Regions from separate parts of the Homo sapiens genome. Here region 2 is linked to region 1. A link is an interaction called in ENCODE POLR2A ChIA-PET data of the cell type or tissue named here. Cell type or tissue: PC-3. All regions are shown on one strand. Links, peaks and the distances in the headings refer to the core of each region. The heading gives the core; the rest is flanking DNA. Region 1 overlaps STRIP2 (striatin interacting protein 2). Region 2 overlaps AHCYL2 (adenosylhomocysteinase like 2).

Evidence for each region. ChIA-PET counts read pairs that join two places held together with the same protein. Peaks named below come from ENCODE experiments on the same cell type or tissue, not always from the same donor. Only the 100,000 strongest peaks of a DNase experiment are listed, where the experiment ranks them.
Region 2: POLR2A ChIA-PET joins it to region 1 with 13 read pairs; 4 of 35 experiments call an interaction of 5 or more read pairs at or near these places.

Annotation. Positions count from the first base shown.
Region 1 is chr7:129,476,593-129,485,913 of GRCh38, reverse strand. STRIP2 (striatin interacting protein 2) reads right to left here. Exons shown (of 21, transcript NM_020704.3): 19 at 5,025-5,129; 20 at 2,868-3,072; 21 at 1-335. The coding sequence ends at 85. It also overlaps the pseudogene SNRPGP3 and the pseudogene RNU1-72P. Among named protein-coding and RNA genes, the nearest start is that of SMKR1, 21 kb to the left of the region's middle. In PC-3, for the core only: no CTCF peak of the experiment used is centred there; no DNase peak of the experiment used is centred there.
Region 2 is chr7:129,274,622-129,283,942 of GRCh38, reverse strand. All of the region lies in intron 1 of AHCYL2 (adenosylhomocysteinase like 2), which reads right to left. Among named protein-coding and RNA genes, the nearest start is that of AHCYL2, 54 kb to the right of the region's middle. In PC-3, for the core only: no CTCF peak of the experiment used is centred there; a DNase peak (open chromatin) is centred at 3,962; H3K27ac peaks cover 504 bases.

The DNA of each region.
Region 1 (9,321 bases), core at 2,739-7,738:
ACAGCGCCTGTATGGACAGGGTAGGCAGAGCACAGTTTATTGGAGCTGACCTCTATCTATTGATGCTTGTTGACAAGAACTTAGTCAGTGATTCTGGAGCAGCTCCTCCCAACAGATGGGCTGTGAAAACACCTCTCTCTCGAGCCAGAGCTCATATGAATAGTGGAAATCTTCAGGCAGATCCAACCTCTGCCCCAGTACGCTCTGCAAGCAGTTATCCACAGGTGAAAACTCAGAGTCCTGGGGTCTGTCATAGCGACGGCTGTTAAAAGCCTCAATGTTGGCCCTCAAGGTACATTCTTCTGCTTGGAAGTCCCATGGTCTGGCATCGATGTCTGTGTTGGAAAGAGAGGAAGAAGAAGACATACAATGCAAGACACTGCTCCTCTTATCACAGAGCATGGTCTATGGGATTCCAAAAATGGAACTGCTCAGAAATTCTTTTTTTTTTTTTTTTTGTAAAGAGCAATGTATGAAGTTAGTATACAGCATGCTGACACTTAGGTTTAAAAAATACACATATGCCCACATGCATAAGCTTGTATATGCAGAAATTATCTTTGGAAGGGTAGTCTAGAAACTGGTAATAGTGGTTACCTATGAGAAAGGAAATGAGGGCCCAGAGGGAGGTGGACTTCTTCTATTGTATTTCCTTTTTATTATTTCACTTTCTTATTAGCTTTATGTATTACTAGTTATATGTATTATGTTTCCCAAAAGGGTAATTAAATTCCTTTTATGCAGCTTTCCTTAGGGGATGAGTGTCCCATCTGAATGGAATAGCCAGCTTTCAAGGAATAGGAAGGGGCAAGAGGGGTATAACATGGAGAATCAGAATGGACCAATTACCGAAGATTTTCCTGATTCCCTGGAATCTCCTCCAGCACATGATAAATCTATATGTCAGCTTATTTTAAGATGATGAGGTGACGGCTTCAATGAAGGTAAAAACAGAAAACAGATAATCTGTTTCGCTTCTATTCACTTAGACACTTATTTCAGGGCTGAAGATACAAATCTCCCAGATCTCTCATGTTCTACATGCAAGGGTTTATCATAAGGAAGTGTAGTGTGAGTTTGGGCTCATAATGGCAGCAACAACAGATGTGCCATTTGCAGGATAAAACATTTTTGTGTTTTAAAAATTTACAAGAATTTAATAGATAATTGTGCTTTATGTCTTATAGCAGAAGTTGCATCCTGGCTTGTTATGTGCCTATCATATGTTTCCTTTAGTTCTCTAAACCCTTTTTTAGTGAAAAGACAGTCCCTCAGCACCACAAATTATGCAGTTGAGTTTCCCACATTTAGGGGAATAGCAGGGGTCAGCATATCTGGAGTAAAATGGATAAGACTTGTCCTGGGAAAACCATCTTCATGATCATGGTATTTTCCCTGCCAGGTAAGTAAGTAGAGTTATCTGAACTCTTTACTGCATCATCCTTTAAAATTCAAGCAGGTTACAAACACAGCAAAGACAAGTCATTACCAAAAATTCTCAAATACAATTATGGAAATAATGGTCAAATACAAAACAATAAAAAAGCTCTCCAAAATAAATTTTTCCAAACTCTGATCAATCTTACAAGTTCTGGTAGTTTAACCAAATATCTTGCCTTCTGATGTGAGGCAATGTACAGTTCCCAAGATTACCTAGGACATACTGCAGCCAAAAAGGTTTAAATTGAATTCATCAAACCTTTAGATTTAACTTCAAGTTTACAGGTAATACCATAGATAGACGAATAAAGTAGATAACACCACAAAGAAGAAAACAGACAAATCCAGAATGTGAGTATTTTGCAGGACAACTGGCCTAGTTCTTCAATTAGTTAGCATTAATGGTGGAGGTGGGGAGACTGCTTAGAGGCCAAGCACGGTGGCTTACACCTGTAATCCCAGCACTTTGGGAGGCCAGGGCAGGAGGATCCCTTGAGCCCAGGAGTTCAAGACCAGCCTGGGCAACACAGGGAGAGACTCCATCTCTACAAAAAAATTTGAAAAATTAGCCGGGTGTAGTGGTGGTATGCATCTGTAGTCCCAGCTACTTGGCAGCTGGGAGGATCACTTGAGCCCAGGAAGTCGAGGCTGCAGTGAGCCATTATCATGTCACTGCTTTCCAGCCTGGGTGACAGAGCGACCCTCTCAAAAAAACAAACAAACAAAAAACAGAAAACAAAAATAATTAACATATATATAACAACTGGATGCAACCTGTGGTCCTGGATTGGATTCTGACTTGGAAAAATAGCTATGAAGAACATTTTGGGACAACTCGAAAATTGTGAATATGAACTTTATTAGATGAAATGAAAATGTACTGACATGAAAAGGTAGAGATAATGTTAAAAGAGAAAATTACAAAATAGCATACATAACTTGCTTTCATTTTGATAAAATATGCATGTATATGCATAGAAAAAGATCTGGAGGAATATACAATAAGATGTTAATGGTGGCAATTTCTGCATAGTACAAATATGGCATAAATATAATATAGTAAAATGTTTGTTTACTTGTATTTTCTATCTTTTTTTCTAACTGCTTTGTAATAATAAAAAGTTGTTTTAATTTAAATCTTTTGGAGAAAGCTGTCATTTAAAAGAATGTTTTGGAAAGGCAATTAATTATCTCTCAATTTACTTGTTTTATAAAACGGATTTTCATAGTTTACATAGGACAAGGGTACATACTAGAATTTGAGGCATAACCTTAAAGTTTGGTGTATCAGCGCCTGACCTATAATCACATATTTTTTCATCTAAAATATGTAACAATTCATGCCAAAAGAGGAGTGATAAATATTTATTTAGTTTTGTCTAAACCCCAGGAAACTCCAGGAAGTCAAGAGCTTTGGGAAGACTCACCATTCCCGTAAGCCCAGTCATCGTTCATGCGGTGACGCACTTTCTGGTAAATGGCTGACATGGTTTTCATGTTGCTTTTCCTCCATTGGCGCCCCAGGTACTTGGTCTGTAACTTTAGTAGCTTTAGGACATAAAGTTGCAGCATGGCCTGTTTGACCTTGAGGGCCCGCTTTAAGATTGGTGCCGATTTAAACACTACCAGCATCTGTTCATTGAAAGAGGGGTGGGGTAAAGATCTAACGTTTCTTGGAATTTCCAGTTTACAGACAAATTAAACCAAACCTAGCTAGCCTCAGAAATTCCTGGGGAGCTTTCAGGAATCTATGGTCCAGGCTCTACTTAGATTTAATCTTCAAGAATATAGAGGGGGGCTGGGCAAGGTGGCTCATGTCTGTAATCCCAGCACTTTGGGAGGCCGAAGCCAGTGGATCACGTAAGGTCAGGAGTTTGAGACCACCCTGGCCAACATGATGAAACCCCATCTCTACTAAAAATACAAAAATTAGCCAGGCGTGGTGGCATGGGCCTGTAATCCCAGCTACTAAGGAGGCTGAGGCACATGAATTGCTTGAACCCAGGAGGCGGAGGTTGCAGTGAGCTGAGATCATGCCACTGCACTACAGCCTGAGTGACAGAGCAAGACTCCGTCTCAAAAAAAAAAAAAAAAAATATATATATATATATATATATAGAGAGAGAGAGAGAGAGAGAGAACTATTCCATTCATATTTTATTGTTCAAAGTTTTCAATATTCAAAGCATATGGTATAAAGTGAAAAGAAAATTTTGTCAGCCACACATATCATTTCCACTGTCACAGTATTTTTGTTTATTTTCTGGAGATAATTCTATGTATGCATATATTACTTTTATTTTTTTGTTTTGTTTTGTTTTTAAGATGGAGTCTTACTCTGTCGCCCAGGCTGGAGTGCAGTGGTGCAGTCTCGATTCACTGCAACCTCAACCTCCTGGGTTCAAGTGATTCTCCTGCCTCAGCCTCCCCTGAGTAGAGGCGCCCGCCACCACACCCAGCTAATTTTTAGTAGAGATGGGGTTTCATCATGTTGGTCAGGCTGGTCTCAAACTCCTGACCTCAAGTGATCCTCCCACCTTGGCCTTCCGAAGTGCTGGAATTACAGGTGTGGGCCACCACACCCAGCCTACTTTTGTTTTTTAACACAAATGGTAGCCAACTACATATCCTGCCACACTGTTCTATACCTGGTTTTTTTTATTGAATATATCTTGAAAACCATTCCATATCAGTACAGAACTGCCTCATTCTTTTACTTTTTTTAATAGAGATGGGGTCTTATCATGTTGCCCAGGCTGGTCTCAAACTCCTGGGCTCAGGCAATCCTTCTGCCTCAGCCTCCCAAAGTGCTGGGATTACAGGCATGCACCACTGAGCCCGGCTGCTCATTCTTTTTAATGATTGCATAATATTCTATTATAAGGACATACCATCATTTATTTAACCAGTTGGTCCTGCTTAATGAGCATTTAGCTTGTTTCCAGGCTTTCATTATTATTATTATTATTATTATTTTGAGACGGAGTCTCACTCCGTTGCCCACGCTGGAGTGCAGTGGCATGATCTCGGCTCACTGAAACCTCTGCCTCCCAGGTTCAAATGATTCTCCTGCCTCAGCCTCCCGAGTAGCTGGGACTATAGGTGCCTGCCACCTTTCCCAGCTAATTTTTGTATTTTTAGTAGAGATGGAGTTTCACCATGTTGGTCAGGCTGGTCTCGAACTCCTGACCTTGTTATCTGCCCGCCTCGGCTTCCCAAAGTGCTGGGATTACAGGCATGAGCTACGGAGCCCAGACAAGCTTTCATTATTATAAACAATGTTGCAATGATAAACCTTGCACTTGCATCATTTGGGAATGTATGTAATCCAAACAACATTGCTAGCTTCCCTGCTAGAGTTGCCCTGAGGGAGGGTTTGAGATTCAGCCCCCTGAAAAGAAATGGACTGATAAGTAATCATCTAATATAGAATAAGTGCCCAGAATTATGAGGTGCTAAATCTTATGTAGCATTCAGTGTCTATATACGGAGATCACAAACCAGGTAGCACACAAATATTTACTAGTGATCTTTTAAAAATTCAGTCAGATGGACAACTCCATGATGTAAAAAACCACACTCACCATGGTCCGGGAATGTTTCCATTTGGTCAGTTTATTGAGCAGCCTCAGGAGGTTGATGCAGGAAAAGAGGTTCCTCCAGCAGAACTGGCTGTTGTCTCCAGCTTCCTATAGTAGGGAACATCCATCATTATCTTAATACCTACAAGGCTTTAATTCCCACAGAAGCCTGGAAGTCAATGTTGGTCAGTTTAGGTGAGGCCTTCCTGTATGAAATAATACCTCCTCACCTTCCTGTTTCTTAACACACTGAAGTCTCCAAAGCCCATGGTTTAAAAACCCCCTCAGCTGCCAATCCTGGAAGACTCTACCTACAGCATGTGTTGGTTAGAAAGATGATACATGAGCACAGGAACCTGATTCAGGCAAGTTTTCTTGTGTAGCTTATTGCTCTAGGATCAGAAAAGAGATGAGAGAATTTTACCCCCATATACAGGTACTTTGCGCTTATATAAACTATGTTTGTAATTGTTAGGATTAGGTCTAATTCTGGTAGATTTTAAACTATGTTGGATGGATCTGATATCAACTATGGTTGAATTTTTTTTTATCTTATCAACCTTCACCCTCCTTTATCAAACCATATTACAGTTAGATGCTTAATTCTTCAGCATGGAAGGAAAAATGGCAGATGGTTTCTTCTAATCAGATATTTTTCTTATATATTTCTTGATAGTTTGTGAACACCTAACCAGAGACAACAGATGGATGTCAGATTAAAAGCAGGTATCTACTCATAGAAAGATTTTTCAGAAATAAAAATGTGAGTCCTTATGTGAATTTGGGGCTTGCAAATACATACTGGTGTCAGAAGCTATATAACTCAATGAGCACACGTGACAGCCAAACTAACATCTTGGAAATTCCTCACATCTACAATGTGATAGGAGAATGTAGGAGTAGATGACATGTAGAAGTGAGCTGCTGTCTGGTGAATGGAAAATTACCTCCTCCTCCCTCAAATTAATTTGAAGCAAGACAGGCATATATCTAATGTGGAATGAACATCCAAAGTTTTTGAGGGTATTAGGCTTTCCTAATACCTAATACCAAGAGCCAAAAAGTTTCAGGGAAATTTCTTATTTAGAAATATTATTTATAGGTCGGTTGTGGTAGCTCACACTGGTAATCCTAGCACTTTGGGAGGCCGAGGCAGGCAGATGACCTGAGTTCAGGAGTTCGAGACCAGCTTGGCCAACATGGTGAAACTCCATTTCTACTAAAAAAATTAAAAAATTAGCTGGGCATGGTGGCAGGAGCCTGTAATCCCAGCTACTTGGGAGGCTGAGGCAGGAGAATCACTTGAACCCAGGAGGCAGAGGTTGCAGTGAGCCAAGACCACGCCATTGAACTCTAGCCTGGGCAACAAGAGAGAAACTCCATCTCAAAAAAAAAAAAAAAGAAACATTATTTATAAATAATATTCTCCATCATACAGTAAATGTTCAATATTGTCCCAGGAGAACCATCTGTCTGCTTCTAAGGAAAACTTCTATGGGACTTTCTACTGTAGTGCATCAGGTAGTCTGGCTTGCCCCAAATAGACCAAGTTCTACAGACGTTATATCTTGTGTGGTTAATAGAGACAGGGAGACTTTTACATTTTTTTTTTTTTTTTGAGACAGAGTTTTGCTTTTGTTGCCCAGACTTGAGTGCAGTGGGGTGATCTTGGCTCACTGCAACCTCTGCCTCCCAGGTTCAAGCAATTCTCCTGCCTCAGTCTCCTGAGTAGCTGGGATTATAGGAATGCACCGCCACGCCTAGCTAATTTTGTATTTTTGGTAGAGATGGGGTTTCTCCATGTTGGTCAGGCTGGTCTTGAACTCCCAACCTCAGGTGATCCACCTCCCTCAGCCTCCCAAAGTGCTGGGATTATAGGCATGAGCCACCGCGCCCGAACAGACTTTTAAATTTTTAAGACGCAAGGGAAACACAAAACATATGGGATAAGTAAGTGTATTTCTACTGTGAGCTTCCTTCATCCTGATTTTCAATACGGTAGAGGCATAAAAAGCCTTGCAGTCCTCAGTATCTCAAAGAATAATATGGGAGAGAAGGCATCCCCTTGTAGAAGCAGCATTGGAATAGATACCAGAATACTTGGATTATGGCCTCATCCCTGACTGTATGATCTTAGGTAAATCATTTTCCTTGTTTCCTGTAGAAGGTTGAACTAGCTAATCTTTAAGATCACTTCAGGTCTGAGCATTCTATAATTCCGTGATTTACATGGACTTTCTCCAGTTGAAAAGAACTGCCTCGTTCTTTTTAATAATGGTTACCTAATATTGTATTGCAAGTATGTACCATAATTTATTTAACCAGTTGGCCCTATATTAGTGGTCATTTAGGTTACTGCCAATCTTTCAATTTTTCTTTTTCTGAGATGGAGTCTGACACTGTCACCCAGGCTGGAGTGCAGTGGTGCCATCTCGGCTCACAGCAACTTCTGCCTCCCGGGTTCAAGCGATTCTCCTGCCTCAGCCTCCCAAGTAGCTGGGATTACAGGTGCCCGCCACCACACCCAGCTAATTTTTGTATTTTTAGTAGAGATGGGGTTTCACCATGTTGGCCAGGCTGGTCTTGAACTCCTGACCTCAGGTGATCCACCTGCCTCGGCCTCCCAAAGTGCTAGGATTATAGGCGTGAGCCACTGTGCCCGGCCTAACAAAAAGTTTTTAATATAAAAAGTCCAACATAAAAATGTACATGACCTAATTTTTACATCATAGTAAAACAGGCTCTTTGGAGAGGGGACGTGGAATTTCTCTGCTGAACAGCCATTATTTATTCTTGTTCCAAGGTTTCTAACATGATGATACTATTTCTTCGTATCACCACCATTCCAATATTCTTCTGTTGCCCGCTGGTTGCCATCTCCACACACTTATCTATCACAAGATTCATTAAGGGATCAAATCCCCACAATATTCCTTGGACATGTCTGCCACCATTTAATTTCAATGATAACTTCTTGTCTATAAATTTTTTCAACTCAGGAGGGTGAGCTTTGCTCATGGTGTCTACATGGGCTCACAGATGCCTTGAGATGGAATGCATGGCTTCTCTCTTGCTCCTGTGGTAGGCCCAGCAGTCTTGCATCTGGCATCACCCACCTCATTAGCCAATCAATTGTTGGCATGTTTTTTCTATTTTAGATTTTCTTTACCAACACCATTATAGAATAATTCTCTTATCATATGGGTTTTTGATAAATTACTGCTAGATTAAGGACATAGATCTGGATAGCTTAAAAGAGAGTAATGGTTCTCAAGTGAAATAAGTGGATAAGGAGGAAGGAGAAAAAAAAATTTCAAGATTGTTTGGGAAACTTTAACAAACTACAAGTGCCCCAGTAAGGGGCACTAACATACCTGGGTATGTGAGTTTGAAAAATCATCCTGGAGATTCTAATCTCCCCAAGAACCCATTATAGAAATAGTGACCAACAGGAAAATTGATATAATGCTAAAAAAATTTTATCCATGGTCCTTCCTTTGTATAAATACCTCATGGAAAGTGGATATATACTTTATGGTATGTTTACAGTATATCTCTGAAATACATGTATGTTTACTGATAAATGCATAGTTTTAAATAACATTGTAGGAATGTACTCATAAGTACGGAAAGTAAAAAAGATATCAATAGCCCTCTCCCTCTCCCCACAGTCTCCCTCCCCCTCCCCCTCCCCCTCCCTCTCCCCACGGTCTCCCTCTCCCTCTTTCCACGGTCTCCCTCTGATGCCGAGCGGAAGCTGGACTGTACTGCTGCCATCTCCGCTCACTGCAACCTCCCTGCCTGATTCTCCTGCCTCAGCCTGCCGAGTGCCTGCGATTGCAGGCGCGCGCCGCCACGCCTGACTGGTTTTCGTATTTTTTTGGTGGAGACGGGGTTTCGCTGTGTTGGCCGGGCTGGTCTCCAGCTCCTAACCGCGAGTGATCTGCCAGCCTCGGTCTCCCGAGGTGCCGGGATTGCAGACGGAGTCTCGTTCACTCAGTGCTCAATGTTGCCCAGGCTGGAGTGCAGTGGCGTGATCTCGGCTAGCTACAACCTCCACCTCCCAGCCGCCTGCCTTGGCCTCCCAAAGTGCCGAGATTGCAGCCTCTGCCCGGCCGCCACCCCGTCTGGGAAGTGAAGAGCGTCTCTGCCCGGCTGCCCATCGTCTGGGATGCAAGGAGCCCCTCTGCCCGGCTGCCCAGTCTGGGAAGTGAGGAGTGCCTCTTCCCGGCCGCCATCCAGTCTAGGAAGTGAGGAGCGTCTCTGCCCGGCCGCCCATCGTGAGATGTGGGGAGCACCT
Region 2 (9,321 bases), core at 1,380-6,379, 200 kb after region 1:
TTTTGATTTTGTTTTTTAAAGCCTCAGGATGTAAAAAGTTTCTTTATTCTATTCCTGGGTGGGTTTCTTCCCTAAGGTCACAAGATCAAATCAAACAAGATAGGTAGACTGGTTTTAAATTTTAAAAATGACCACCTGATGCTATTTGGAAGCTAATATGAAAAAAGATAGTGATGCTGAGTTCAGACCTCAGGGCCTGTGGTACAAAAAGTACTATATTGTTTGAGTCACACAACCATAGAACATATTAAACCTCTTTTTTATAGATAAAAAGCAAAGCACAAGCAAATACCAAAAAACACTTAAAATATAAAACTTTAGTCTCAAAATGATGGAAGAGAAGAAGGTGAAACTTAATTTTAAAGTCTAGAAAATTTCTGTCAGTACCTCATCTTTGGCAAATATATCCATTTAGTCTATATGTTTATCCTGAAACATTTCAAGCACATAAGAAGTATTTAAAATAATGGACTTCCATTTCTAGCCAATATGTAATAACAAGTATAAGATTTACCTACCTGCCTGAAACAAACAAACAAAAAAAGCAGAGAAAATACATGAAATGATGGTTTCAAAGACACTGCACATTAGGCAATGAAGAACAGCAATCCCTGAGAGACAGAAAACAAGTGAAGTAAGTTCTGTGAATGCTTCTGCTTACTGCCTTGAGAATATTTCCAAGGTGCAGTTTAATGAAGGAGGAACCCAAGTAGAGCCCAGGGCTATCTTCGTTGAAGAGATTGAGCTGAGAGTCTGGGAAGGCCAAGGCAGAGACAGTGTGCAGGATGGAGTACTGGAAAACGCGCTGCATGCTGGGAGCACCTGGAGCTCTGCAGTGGGCTCCTCTTAAGTACTCAGTGGGGTACTGACCAGTGAGTGCATGTAGGAACTACTTAGAAAACTAGAGGGAACACTAACTGGCACTCAAACAGAACAAGAACAATGCCTGTTCCCACCAGCCAAACTGGAAAACCCCGTAATTAACAAGGCACGAGGTAGAGTATTCCAAGGATCCTGGGGAGTAACTACCCTAGATGGAAAACTGCTCTGGCCCCACCTAACAAATATTTTTTTTTCTCCCCCTCTTCTCTCTATGTTTTTGAAACAAATCTTAAGGAAAGGATTCAACTGTATTAATAAATTAACTGTGACACAGAACAAATAAAAAAAAAATCCAGTACCTAAACAGGTAAAATTCACAATGTTTATAATCCACAAAAATTTATCAAACATGCAAAGAAAATATGACCCATGAAGAAGAAAAAAATCAATCAACTGAAGCTAACAAAATTGACATATATGTTAGAATTAGCAGACAAGGGAATTAACAAAGTTATTCCATATTCAAAAAGCTAAGTAGAAACATGGGAGAAAGAAAATAAGGCCTAAATCCAACTTCTACAGATAAAAAGAATAATGTCTAATATGAAAAATGCATTGGATAAGACTGATGGCAGATCAGACAAAACATAAGAGATGAGTGAACTAGAAGACACATAATAAAAACTACCCAAAGTAAACCAGAGTGGAAAAAGAATAAAAAGACCATGAGTGAATTCTGGGAACACTTTAAGCAGTTTAATATACATGTAACTAGAGTTCCCAGAAGTAAAGAGAGGATAAACAGGGATATTTAAAGAAATAGTGGCCAAATTTTTCCAAATTTGATATTGACAATAAACTCATAGATCTAAGATGCTAAATGAACCATAAGAACAAAAAACACAAGAAAAATGCACCAATAATAGAAAAATATTTTTTCAGTGCATATAAAAAATTTACCAAGATAAGCCATATTTGAGGCCATAAATCAATCCTCAATAAATATAAAAGAATTAGAGTCATACAAAGTATGTTCTCTAACCATAATGGAATTAAATTAGGAATCAACAAAGGAAAATATCTGCAAAACTCCCAAATATCAGGAAGTAAAGTAATACATACCTAAGTAACTGATGGGTCAAAGAACAAATCAAAAGGGAAATTAGGAAGTGTTTCTAACTGAATGAAAATGAAAGTACATCAAAATTTGTGGAATGTTGCTAAAGCAGCACTAAAGGAAATGTATAACACTAAACATTCCTATTAATAAAAGAAGGTCTCAAATAAAAGACTTCAGCTTCCATTTCAAGAATCAAGAAACATGGCCAGGTGCAGTGGCTCACGCCTGTAATCCCAGCACTTTGGGAGGCCAAGGCAGGCGGATCACTTGAGTACAGGAGTTCAAGACCAGCCCGGGCAACATGGCAAAACCCTATCTCTACAAAAAATGCAAAAATTAGCCAGGGATGGTGGTGCCAGGCATGTAGTCCCAGCTACTTGAGAGGCTGAGGCAGAAGGATCATTTGAGCCCAGGATGCGGAGTTTGCAGTGAGCCGAGATCACGCCATTGCACTCTAGCCTGGGTGACAGAGGGAGACCCTGTCTCAAAAAAAAAAAAAAAAAAAAAAAAATCTAGAAACAGAAGAACTAATAAAATACAAAGCAACCAGAAGAAAGAAAATAAAGATCAGAAGGAAATCTATAAAAACTCTTCTAGAACACTGAAAAGAAGAAACATTTCCTACCCCATTTTATGATGTCAGCATTATCCTAATACCAAAGCCTTGCAAAGACCTAAAGAAAATTGCATACTAATAACTCTCATGAACATAGATGAAAAAATATTTTAAAAATTTCAGCAAACCAAGCCCAGCAATATATAAAAAGAATACATCACAATCAAGTGAAATTTACCCTAAGAATAGAAGGTGAGTTTAACATTTAAAAATGAATCAATGGGCCGGGTGTGGTGGCTCATGCCTGTAATCCCAGCACTTTGGGAGGCCAAGGTGGGCAGATCATGAGGTCAGGAGATCGAGACCATCCTGGCTAACATGGTGAAACCCCATCTCTACTAAAAATACAAAAAATTAGCCAGGCATGGTGGCGGGCGCCTGTAGTCCCAGCTACTCAGGAGGCTGAGGTAGGAGAATCACTTGAACCAGGAGGCAGAGGTTGCAGTGAGCCAAGATGGCACCACTGCACTCCAGCCTGGGCGACAGAGCGAGACTCTGTCTCAAAAAAAAAAAAAAAGAATCAATGTAACTCACCATGTTAACAAAATTAAAAAGATCATGTGATCATTTCAATAGATACAGAAAATGCATTAGACAAAATCCACCAGAAATTCCTGATGAAAACTGTCAGAAAACTAGGAATACAAGGAAACTTTCTCAACATGATAAAGGGGATCTAAAAAAAAAACAACAGCTAATATCATACTTATTGGTGTCTACTCTCACCACTTCTATTCAACATTGTATGGGATCATCTGAAAAGTACAATAAAATAAGAACTTATAAAGTATCTAGACTAGAAAGCGAGTCGTAAAACTGTCTTTACTCATAGTTGACAAAAAACTGCCTCAGTTGAAAATCTGATGGAATCTACAAAAAAGCTACTAGAACTAAAACAAGAATTTAGCAAATTTAGGGCCGAGCATAGTGGCTCATGCTTGTAATCCCAACACTTTGGGAGGCCAAGGCAGGTGGATTGCTTCAGGTCAGGAGTTCCAGACCAGCCTGGCCAACACGGCGAAACCTCGTGTCTACTAAAATACAAAAATCAGCTGGACATGGTGGTGGGCGCCTGCAATCCCAGCTACTAGGGAGGCTGAGGCAGAAGAACTGCTTGAACAAAGGAGGCAGAGGTTGCAGTGAGCCGAGATCGTGCCACTGTACTCCAGCCTGGGCAACAGAGCGAGACTCTCTCAAAAAAAAAAAGTATTTAGCAAACTTAAAGACTATAAGATCAATTTATAAAAGTCAATTGATATTTCTGTATATTAGCAAAAAGCAACCATATTGTCAGAAGCATTAGAACCAAGGCGACTCCATCTTAAATAGAGGCTGGGTAAAATGAGACCTGCTGGGCTGCATTCCCAGGAAGCTAGGCATTCTTAGTCACAGGATGAGATAGGAGGTTGGCACAAGACACAGGTAACTAAGACACCACTGATAAAACAGGATGCGGTAAAGAAGCTGACCAAAACCAAGAGGTGCCTCTGGTTGTCCTCACTGCTGGTTATATGCTAATGATAATGCATTAGTATGCTAAAAGACACTCCCACCAGTGCCGTGACAGTTTACAAATACCATGGCAACATCAGAAGTTACCCTAAAAGGAAGGGGACCCCTTAGTTGTGGGAAATGCCTCCCCTTTTCCTGCAAAACTCATGAATGAATAATCCACCCCTTGTTGAACATATATGATCAAGAAATAACCACAAAAATAGCCAACCAGCAGCACTCAGGGCTGCTCTGCTTATGAAGCAGCCATTCTTTTATTCCTTTACTTTCTTAAACTTGCATTCATTTTACTCTGTGGACTCACCACAAATTCTTTCTTGCATGAGAACCAAGAATCCTCTCTTGGGGTCTAGATTAGGACCCCTTTCCAGGGTAATAACAAAAACATGAAACATGGAACATGAAACATCGATACATTGGACAAAAGATATGCAAGACCTATTGAAAACTATTAAACACTGGCCAGGAAGCCGGGGTGGGGGGATCACCTGAGGTTGGGAGTGTGAGACCAGCCTGGCCAACATGGCGAACCTCATCTCTATTAAAAATACAAAAATTAGCCAGGTCTTGTGGCGTGCGTCTGTAATCCCAGCTACTCGGGAGGCTGAGGCAGGAAAAAAAAAAAAAACTACCAAACACTTCTGAGAGAAATAAAAGATGTCCACAAGATGGTACAGATATGCCATTCATGGCCAAAAGATTCAATATTGTTAAGCTATCAATTCTCTCCAAATGCAGATTCAATACAATTCCAATAAAAATCCCAGATGCTTTGTTGTAGAATCTGACAAACTGATTCTAAAATTCACATGGAAATGTAAAGGGCGCAGAAGAGTCAAAACAACTTTGAAAAAGAAATACAAAGCTGGAGGACTACCTCTATCAGTTTTTAAGACTTATAAAAACTATAGCTATAAAAATAATGTGGTAGTTGTGTCAAGTTAGACAAACAGATCAATGGAACAGAAGAAAGTCCAAAAATACACCCACACATCCGTAGACAACTGATTTTCAACAAAGGTGCAAGAGCAATTCAGTGGAGAAGAGTCTTACCAACAAATGATACTGCAACAATTAGATATTCATATGCAAAAAAAAAAAAAAAAAAAGAGCTTCAATACAAACCTTGTACCATATGCAAAAATTAACTCAAAATGGGCCATTGGTATAAAATGTTAAGCCAGAATTATAAAGCTTCTAGAAGAAAACATAAGAGAAAGCTCTTCTAATCTTGGGTTGGACAAAGATTTCTTAGATATGACACCAAAACTACAAGCCATAAAACAGCAAATTGATAAATTGGGCTTCATGAAAATACAAAGATTTTGCTTTTCGAAAGGCATTGTGAAGAGAATAAAAAAAATAAGCCACAGACTGGGAGGAAATATTTGCAAATCATCTATCTGATAAAGGACTTATATCTAGAATATATAAATAACTCTCAAAACTCAATAATTAGAAAATAAACAACCCAATTAATTAAAAATGGTAAAAAGAGACTGGATGTGGTGACTCACGCCTGTAATCCCAACACACTGGGAGACTGATGGAGGAGGATCACTTGAACCCAGGAGTTTGAGACCAGCCTGGGCAACACAGGGAGACCCCATCTCTAAAAAAATAAAAAATAAAATAAAATGGTCAAAATATTTAAATAGACACTTTACCACAAGAGACATACAAATGACAAAAAGTACATGAAAAGATTCTCAGCATTAGTCACTTAAGTACATTAAAACCACAATGAAATACTATTTTATGCTAATCAGAATGGCTAAAAATAAAGACTGACCATACCAAATGTTGATGAGGATGTGGAGGAATTCAAACCTGGTGGGAATGTAAAACGGCAAAACCTCTTTGGAAAACAGTTTGGCGGTTTCTTAAAAATTAAACCGTACACTTATATAATCCAACCATCACACTTCCAGATATTTAACAACGAGGAACAAAAACATATCTCTAATAAATGTTCACAGAAGCATTATTTATGATAGCCTCAAACTGGAAATAACCCAAGTGGCTGTCAACAGGTGAACGAATAAATCAAATGTGGTCTAACCATACGATGGTACTACTATGCAATGAAAAAGACCTTTGATCAATCAACAACATAAATAAATCTCGAAATAATGATGCTAAGTGGAAGAAGCCAGAATTACCCCACTCCCCTCTCCCCAAAGAGTACATACTACTTGATTCCACTTAAAAGCCTAGAAAATGCAGACTCTATTATTATATGAAGCAGATCAGTGATTGCCTAGGGATGAAACTGGGTGGTAGAGACAGGAGAGGCCAGGCGCAGTGGCTCACGCCTGTAATCCTAGCACTTTGGGAGGCCGAGGCAGGTGGATTGCCTGAGCCCAGGAGTTCGAGACCAGCCTGGGCAACATGGCAAAACCCTGTCTCCACTAAAAATACAAAAAAATTAGCTGGGTGTGGTGGTGCGCACCTGTAATTCCAGCTACTCAGGAGGCTGAGGCAGGAGAATTGCTTGAACCCAGGAGGCGGAGGTTGCAGTGAGCTAAGGTGGCACCACTCCATCTAGCCTGGGCGACAGAGCAAGACTCTATCTCAAAAAAAAAAAAAAAAAAGAGAGAGACTTTAGAGGTAATAAATATGTTCTTTATCTTCATTGTAACAATAGTTTCATGGTTTTAGACATGTGTCAAAACTTTCCAAGTTGTAACCTTTAAATATCTGCAGTTTTTTGTTTGTCAATTATACCCCTTTATAAAACTATTGTAAAAATTGCATCTGTGCCTCTTTTCAATTAGGTAGTATTTTACTTATTAATTCAAAATATTTAATGATTATAGGTCTCTTCAGGTTTGTATTCCTCCTTGAGTCAATTTTGGTAAGTTATATATATTTTTCACAACGCTGTTCTTTTTATCTAAGCTGTACAATTTAGCACCATAGATTTGTTAATAATACATTTGTTATTTCATAATCTATGCTGTATTTGTAGATATGTCTTCTTGTTCAATCTTAGTGGTATCTGTATCTTCACTCTGTCTTGCTGATTAATCTTTGCAGGGCTTTGTCTTATTTTAATCTTTTTTTTTAGAAAACCAACTTTTGTTGCTGTTAATTCTTTTATATCTTTGTGGTTTTTTTCTTTTTTTTTTTTTTTGAGACAGTTGCCCAGGCTGGAGTGCAGTGGCATGATCTCAACTTACTGCAACCTCTGCCTTCCAGGTTTAAGCAATTCTCATGCCTCAGCCTCCCAAGTAGCTGGGATTACAGGTGCCCACCACCATGCACAGCATTTTTATACTTTTAGTAGAGACGGAATTTCACCATGTTGGCCAGGCTGGTCTTGAACTCCTGACCTCAAGTGATCCACCTGCCTCAGCCTCCCAAAGTGCTGGGATTATAGGCATGAGCCACTGTGCCCAGCCTGTTTTCAATTTCATTCAGTTCTGGTTTTTTTTTTTATTCTTCCCTTCTACTTTCCTTGGTTTTTATTCATTTCTTTTTAAAAATAACTTCTCAGTCAAATACTAAGACTAATAAATAATGAACTCTGTTTTTTTTCTAATATAAGCATGTAAGGCTGTAAATTTCCCTTTGGCTTTTTTAATGTTCTTAATTAGTTTTTCTTACCCTCATCTTCTTTGTGATGATATAAATTTCCCTCTAAATGCTGCTTTAGTTGTAACCCATAATTCTGATACACAGTATTTATATTATCATTCGGCTTTACTTATAATTTCCATTATTATTTTTTCTTTGATCTATGAGTTACTTAGAAGTATGCTTTTAAATTTCCAAATATATAAAATTATTTTGGTTATCTTTTTGCTCAATTTCAGTCTTAACTGAATTGAGTACGAGAATAGTTTGCATAATATCCATTCATTGGTTTTGTTGAGACTTGATTTATGAATTCAGTGTGTGTTCAATTTTTTTAAAACTCCCTAAAAAGAATGTATATTCTCATCTATTAAGCGTGGGGCTTGGTACATATCCAAAAAATGAAGCCTGTTGGTTGGTTGTTCAAATCTTCTGTTATCTTCTCAAGTTGTTTTTGTCTGTTTGACCATCAATTACTCAAAAAGACATGTTAAATTTTTCCATTTTATAGATTTATAAATTTATTCATATTTGTATCTATATATTTTCTTCCTATATTCTATCTACATATTTTGTATTCTATCTATCTATTTTAAGGCCATGCTATAAGATGCATACTGATTTGGAATTATAGCTTCTTGCTTAATTCTTCCTTTACAATTTTTTTCTGATAATTTTTAACGCAAATAATGATTTTTGCCTTCAAATCAGTTTTGGCTACTATTAACCTGCTATGCCAGCTTTCTTTTGGAATAGATTTTTCCATATCTTTATTTCCAGTCTCTCTCATTCCTTATGTCTTAGGTGTATTTCTTACAAACTGCATAGACTTGGATTATTTTCTATTCAGTTTGGCAATGTTCCAGTTATTTTTTTATTTTTTTATTTTTTGGAGACAAGGTCTTGCTGTGTCACCCAGGCTGGAGTGCAGTGGCACAATCTCAGCTCACTGCAACCTCTGCCTCCCGGGTTCATGAGATTCTCCTGCCTCAGCCTCCTGAGTGGCTGGGATTACAGGCGCCTGCAACCATTACAGGTGCACACCACCATGCCTGGCTAATTTTTGTATTTTTAGTAGAGATTGGGTTTCAATATGTTGGCCAGGCTGGTCTCAAACTCCTGACCTCAGGTGACCCACCCGCCTCAGCCTCCCAAAGTTCTGGAATTAGAGGTGTGAGCCACTGCGCCTGGCCATGTTCCAGTTATCTACGGCTAAATTTAAAAACTATTCTAAATCTTAGTAGTGTTAAACAATAATCATTTTATTATTCTCATGATTCTGTGGGCCACAAATTCTGGCAGGGCACAGCAGAGACCGCTTGTCTCTGATTGACGATGTCTGGGAAACTCAGGTGGGATGCCCTGAAAGGATGAAGATGGCTGAGATGTCTTAACATGTGCCATAAGTCTGAAACCTTGGCTCTTCTCCAGATGGTGTCTGCTAGGGCTGGATTATTCAACATGGTTCCTTCACTCACTCCTAAGGCTGACAGTTGATACTGGCTCTTTGCTGGTAGCTCAATGGGGCTATCAACCAGTGCCTACATGTGTCCTCTCCATCTGGCTGGGGATTCTCACAGCATGGTGACCGGGTTCTATGTGCAAGCAGTCCAAGAGAGAGGATTCCAACGGGCACAGGCAGAAGACACAAGGCTTTTCATGACCTAGCCTC